2 separate regions of the Homo sapiens genome follow, and region 2 is linked to region 1. The links are chromatin contacts, found by Hi-C or POLR2A ChIA-PET in ENCODE. All regions are on one chromosome and are shown on one strand. The core of a region is the stretch at or near the end of the contact, and the rest is flanking DNA. Distances in the headings are between cores, read along the strand shown. Region 1 has its middle 43 kb from the start of CH25H. Region 2 holds the start of LIPA (lipase A, lysosomal acid type).

The links. A loop is a pair of places that touch in the nucleus more often than their neighbours do. ChIA-PET counts read pairs that join two places held with the same protein, here RNA polymerase II (POLR2A). Pooled maps may share reads with other maps.
Region 2: a loop to region 1 is called in a map with no recorded cell type, with 7 times the contacts of the local background. The contact joins the promoter of LIPA here to the enhancer-like site in region 1. A Hi-C loop is called at or near these places in 1 of 37 single-sample maps with no recorded cell type and 6 of 50 pooled maps. POLR2A ChIA-PET finds 5 or more read pairs at or near these places in 3 of 52 experiments (WTC11, activated CD4-positive, alpha-beta T cell and activated CD8-positive, alpha-beta memory T cell).

The regions. Positions count from the first base shown.
Region 1 is chr10:89,162,382-89,165,579 of GRCh38, forward strand. No RefSeq gene overlaps it. Among named protein-coding and RNA genes, the nearest start is that of CH25H, 43 kb to the right of the region's middle. RefSeq lists an enhancer at 1,198-1,247. Within about 2 kb of position 1,435, at least 9 of the 41 ENCODE cell types and tissues checked have a DNase peak (open chromatin) inside an H3K27ac peak, as active enhancers do.
Region 2 is chr10:89,250,077-89,253,274 of GRCh38, forward strand. LIPA (lipase A, lysosomal acid type) reads right to left here and starts at 1,699. Exons shown (of 10, transcript NM_000235.4): 1 at 1,661-1,699. RefSeq lists an enhancer at 1,726-1,785.

The DNA of each region.
Region 1 (3,198 bases), core at 185-2,684:
GGAATTTAATATTTCCTGAAGTTGGTTCATAAGTAATTTTATTTTTAGATAAATGCTTATGGTGTACTGGTTAAGGCACCAGGTTTTTCAGTTATAACAATCTTTACTTGAATCTCAGCTTTGCCTCTTTTATACAATGTGACTTTTGGCAAGTTGTTCTCTAACTAATTCTTTCAGCTATAAAATATGGATATTAAACTACATCTGGAAGAATTATGAAGCATAAATAGGAACATACAGGAAAGTGCTTAGCATGGAGTTGGGGTATGAAAAGAACTTAATAAATATCAGTTATTCTCATCATTTTTATTTGATTCTGTGATAAAGGTCAAGGCAATTGTTTTCTGTAATGTTAGCAACATCTTACTGCTTAATTCTTTTATGTCTGTTGGTTGGTTGATTTGTTGCTGAGTTAACTAGTTGCTTTGTTTGGTTTGGATGTAAGCAAAACAAAGGATCATCCACCAGACCCCTCTTTGAACTTTTCTGGTATATATCATAAAACCCATTATGTAATGGCTCCAATTTGCTGCAAAGAAATGAACTGCCAAAGTATGATGTTACTTGCTCATGATATATTTAGAGATTATAACTTCTAATTTATTTTGAATTTAGCAGTGAACCTAAGGTTAAGAGGTGGCAGCAACTAATTTCCTCTGCTTATTTTCTTAATTTTTATTGTAACGATTGCATTCTTAGTATAATTATCTGTAAAAAATTGTTGTCTCCTCCATGAGATTACCTATAATCACGTTAAGTGCAAGACTCCATACCTAACACAGTGCCTGGCTCATAGTAGATGCTCAATAAACATTCCATGAATAATAAATGGAATATCTATTGCACATCTAATGTATGCCCTGAAATTATTTAATTTTTAAAACAATCATGCAAGGTAAATGTTATTATTCTCATTTCACAGATGAAGCAGTTGAACTCAGAGTTAATGAAGCTGCCAAAGAGACTGAAATTACATGACCTAAACTCAGGCTGTAGTAACCTTGGTGCTGGTGGCTGAGGCAGGACTGGCCCTGGATAGAATGTAGTAAGTGTGGGTCTCAGCTTGGCACTTCTCAGAGGCAGCTTTCTATTCTCCTCCCTGGTAAGGCCAATCTTAGTGGTTACCTTTATGTAAAGTAGAACTATGTCCTGTGCCAAGCAAGATAAGCAGCTCTATGCATGTCCCTAAGAAGCTAAAATAGATGCTCATCATCCCAGTCTGCAAATTAAGCCAAAATTTCAGTGTCACTAGCAGTCAACTCTCCAAAGACAAATAGGTTGTAATCTAGTTTCAGAAAGGAAAAAGTGACTAGTTGTCTGAAAGAACTGACATCACCTGCAAGCTAAGTACCTTTTCCTGTATCTGTGGGCTTTCTGCTCACCCTGGCTGTCTTGCTGTGCTCACTTGTACCAGATGGACGGCGAAACAAGACTTGCCAGGAAACTGAAACTTGCAACCAAACGAGAGAGACCAATTGCCAGACAGCGTGTCTCAACACTGCTCCGTCAGCACACAACTTATGTAATCGCCTGTTTATGCAACAGAGTACATGAATTTTAATTGATAGCACTGTTAGGTTTGATTCAGTGTCATCTAGTAGAGAGTTCTTCACTGGAAATTCTACTTGTGGTTCTACCACTAAATTTGTGGTATTAGGGGGTGGGAGGAAAAGTCAGAACCAGCTCTGTTTGCAATAATGCAACTCAATGCTGTATTCAAGGAGAAGTGGAGTGAACAGAGGGATGCTTCTTCAAAGTTGAACACATTGGAAAAAATGAAGAATTTGTAGCAGGGTTAGAGGAAATACAATAAGATATCAAGAACCTTATAACGTCTAAGTAACCAAAGCTGAGACAAGAGTGTTAGAAAAAGGAAGCTGTGTCTTTAGAACTAACAGTAAGTATAAAGCTCTCCACAGAGGAAGCATCTGCGCGCTTAGGTCTCACTTTAAATATCAGATCCTCTAGGAAGCCTTCACTACTTCCCCTACACCCCAAAACTGACTTAAAGAGTCATTGTGTGTGTTCAAGTAGCACCTTCTCTTCCACCTGTTATAGCCTGCATTGCACAACATCCTAACCAATGGCTTACTTGTCTCTCTTTCCACAAGTGTCAAAAATTTACCAGGACAGTGCTGGGACCTCATTCACTGTCATGACCCTTGCACCAAGCTCAAATCCTGGTATGTAATGAGCACCTCGGAAGAATTTGTTGAATTAATGAATAAACAGTGTCCCATGTTACACAAAATAGTGATGATCCCACTGAAGACCATCAAAGCCAAAGATGAAGGGAACATAAAAGAAGATATAGAACAACAAGAAGGAAGAGGAGGAAGAGTTGAAGGGAAAAGAGTTGGAGCAAGGAGAGGAAGGTGAAAAGAAATGAAGAAAGAGGATGGTAAGGAAGAAGAGGAAGGGAAGAGGAGTTGAATGGAGAAGAGGAGGAAAGAGGAGAAGGAGGAGGAATGATGAGGAGGCTGAGAATAAGAGATGAATGAGGAGGAGGAGGAGGAGTAAAAACAGCTTCAAAGAAAAGAAGTAGGAATAAACTCTGCCTCACAGAATATCATGACAGACATAAGGCTTATCCTCCAAATGGAAAAAAATGCGAAGCAATAGAAGTACTTGGAGGATCCCAAGCACTTCCAGGTAATGGTATGCAAAGTCCTGCAGTGGGAATGGTAGCAGCTGTGTGGAGTCCTGATATGGCCACTAGGGATGTCTTACTGGAGTGAGTGTACGTACGCTACCTGAACCTTATCTCGCTGCTCTCTCCTGCTGAGTCAGGGAGCAGATAACCCTCTCAGAAGGGTCTGAGGGACAATGAAGTTTGAAGGAAAGAAGCTGAGTGAGCTAAAGAGACATAAAGGACCAACATGGCACCTGGTGACCTAGGTTTGAATCCTAGCTCCTTCAATTATCATGAAATGGCCTTTGGAAAATTATTGCATTTTCTGTAGCCTCAGTTTACCTACCTATAAATCTATCACAATAATAGCATTCTCTTCGCATTGTAATGAAGATTAAATTAAATGAGATAGCATATAATTACCATAAAGCATCTAGCCCAAAAGCTCCTGATATGTAGCAGTTGCTCAACAAATACTTGTTTCCTTTCTTCCTCCTGGTTGAAAAGAGGTTTTGTTGTCCTTATTTCTGCGCACAGGCATTTGGAATTCAAAAGGAAAAATCTGA
Region 2 (3,198 bases), core at 449-2,948, 88 kb after region 1:
TTTTCTTTTTCTTTTTCTTTTCTTTTCTTTCTTTTTTTTTTTTGAGACAGTCTTGCTCTGTCCCCCAGGCTGGAGTACAGTGGCGAGATCTTGGCTCACTGCAAGCTCCACCTCCTGGGTTCAGGCCATTCTCCCGCCTCAGCCTCCCAAGTAGCTGGGACTACAGGCGCCCACCACCACGCCTGGCTAATTTTGTTTTTGTATTTTTAGTAGAAACAGGGTTTCACCGTGTTAGCCAGGATGGTCTCGATCTCCTGACCTCGTGATCCGCCGGCCTCGGCCTCCAAAAGTGCTAGGATTACAGGCGTGAGCCACCGCGCCCGACCGTGAACTCTGAACAGGAGCAAACGTTATCCCCTTCAGTGTGCATTGGCAAAGCAAGGCCACTGCTTCTACTTACAACTTTGTACTTCTTCATGATAGGAAGGATTGTACAGCCCCAGGCTATTTTTTATCATAAATGCAACCTCCCAAAAGTCCATTATTACTAGAGAATAAGGAGTAAATTGAAAGGGAAAAAATTAAAGGAATTACCACAATTGAAAACAGAATAGCATCTGCAGGAGCTGCTTTCATTCAGCGGTTTTCCTACAGAACCTGTATCAACCGCCCAGAGGAAGGTCCATGAGAGTAACAGCTAAAGCTACTCAGCTGAAAATCTCACCCAGTTAAGTTTTCCTTCCAACACAACACTACATACTTAGTATGTTTTTCTCAACATACTAAGCCAAGCAATTCTTACTAAGAAGGAGATACTCTGAAAATCTCGAAGGAGGGGGGAAAAAAAACCTTCCAGGCTGAATTAAGTGTGCTTTTCTGGGCTGTATTAACACCTTTATCTCAGTTATTTAGACTTTGTAACAATCTGACTCAGCTTTGTACCCCCAGGACCAAGCAAAGTGCCACGTATATATTAGATGCATAGTACAGATTCTGAAAAAAGATAAGAGCAGTCCAACAGTTCAGTGGCAGAAGAAAAGGCCCCAACGCAGCATGCTATTTAACTTTCTAATAACAACAATTATTACGACTCCCATTTAAGCTCTTGCGAGGCGCCAGCCACCGCAGGCAGCGCTTCTGATCTACTGTCAATTACTCCTCCACCGACCCTATGGCAGTACCATTAATTCCATTTTTCAGGAATCTGAGGTTCACCCAGCTGAAGTACTGGAAGCAAAGTGTCAGCTGTTTAAAAAGCAGTATCGCTGGGACTTTAACCAGGATTGATGCCCAAGTCTGCTTTCGACCACGCCGTTGGCTAACAAGAGAGGTAGGATGGGATGCCTGGAGGAGCTAAGGGGAGAGCACGAGGATGCAGAGAGAGGAATCAGACATCCCTGCTGTCCTCGCGGTCCAGGAGCACTGGGCAGCTTCACTGACCGGAGACCGCGCCTGTCCAGGAAAGTGGACAGCGCCCAGGGAAGAGAGTGGGCTTCTCTCTGAAGTTGCTCTCTGAAGTTGCCCTGGTTGATTGGCAGATGCCTTGAGCCAACGCCCGCAGAAAAAGCACCCGCAGGCACCCCAGGCAAGACTCGCTGGGTCCAAACGCAGAGGGTCTTGCCGGCCGGCAGAGCCTCGGGGCGCGACCCTCCCCTTGCTGAAGGCACCAGCTTCCACGCCGCACCCGCACCTGGCAGCGCCGCGGCGCCGGCACTCTCACCTGGAGCTGTCCTGCCGGGCCGCTGTCTCGAGTCGCAGTGCCAGCTCTCAGGGGCCGGGGTGCGGATAGGGGACCTGCAGGGGGCCTGGTCTGCCTTGTCGGGAGGGCGGATGCCCACCACCCTCGGACTATTTGTTCAGCCAATCAGAGCAGCCAGCCACCGGGAAGTGCCTCGGAGACTCCGCCCCAGACCAGCGCTGCCGCTTGCCAGCCCCCCAGTTGACCCCATAGAGCATGCGCCGTAGGCGTTTCTAAGAGATGGAGCCCGTCCTCCGCCTCGCAGGCTGGCAGGTCCACAGCTCTACCAGCGCGTCGCCTACGCATGCTCTCTTAGCAAAGGCTGTTTTAGGCGGCCTTCTGCTCCGCCCCCGAAGCTCCTGCAGGGCTGGCACCTTCTGCGCCTGACAGAGAGCATGTGGGCTCTATAAATGAAAGTGAATCATGGGCTCCATTTAAAGCGCTTATCATTGTGCCTGATGCAAAGCAATCTTGCTGCTTTAAATTTTTTATTATTATTAAAGATTTGTTAAAAGAGGAAACAATATTCAATATGTACATATTATTTATTAATCATTTTCTAAAACAAAGATTTTATTGAGCACCTACTAAATGCCAGGCATTAGTAAGACAGTGGAGGTATAGAAACCAACCAAACAAGGTTCCTGTTCTCTTGTATATATTCTGATGGGAAGAGACACATCATGAATAACTATATAATACATGAGGTGGTGATAAGTGCTATAAATAACAACAAAAACAAACAAACAACAACAACAACAAACAACAAGGGGCTGGGCACAGTGGCTCACGCCTGTAATCCCAGCAGTTTGGGAAGCTGAGGAGGGCGGATCACCTGAGGACAGGAGTTCAGGACCAGCCTGGCCAACTTGGTGAAACCCCATCTCTACTAAAAATACAAAATTAGCGGGTGTGGTGGTGTGTGCCTCTAATCCCAGCTCCTTGGGAGGCTGAGGCAGGAAAATGGCTTGAACCAGGTAGGTGGAGGTTGCAGTGAGCGGAGATCATGCCACTGCACTCCAGCATGGACAACAGAGTGAGACTCCATCCCCCAAAAAAAAAAAAAAACAGGGATAAGGAGGATGATATGTATATGGTAATCAGGAAAGGACTCTTATGAAGTGACACCTGAGCACAGGCAAGGAGGTAGTTAACAGCCTTAGATACTGGAGAAAGCACATTCTGGGTGAAAATAGCAGGTACAAAGGCCCTGTGGTAGGAATATTCCTGGTGGGTCCTAGCCAGAGTGGTGAGGTCTTTGAGGCTAAAACAGAATGTACATAGTAGAAAGTAATAGAACATGAAGTCCTAGAAGTCTGGTGCCTTGGGAGCCACTTGTCAAGATCTTACCGTGTCTTCTGAGTAAGATGAGAAGCCAGTGTAATATTTTCAATAGAAGGGCAGCATAATCTAGTTTAGAAAGATCATTCTGAACTACAGAAGCAGGGAGACTAATTAGAAGGTGTATTAGTCTGTTCTCATGCTGCTAATAAAGACATACCCAAGACTGGGTAATTTAT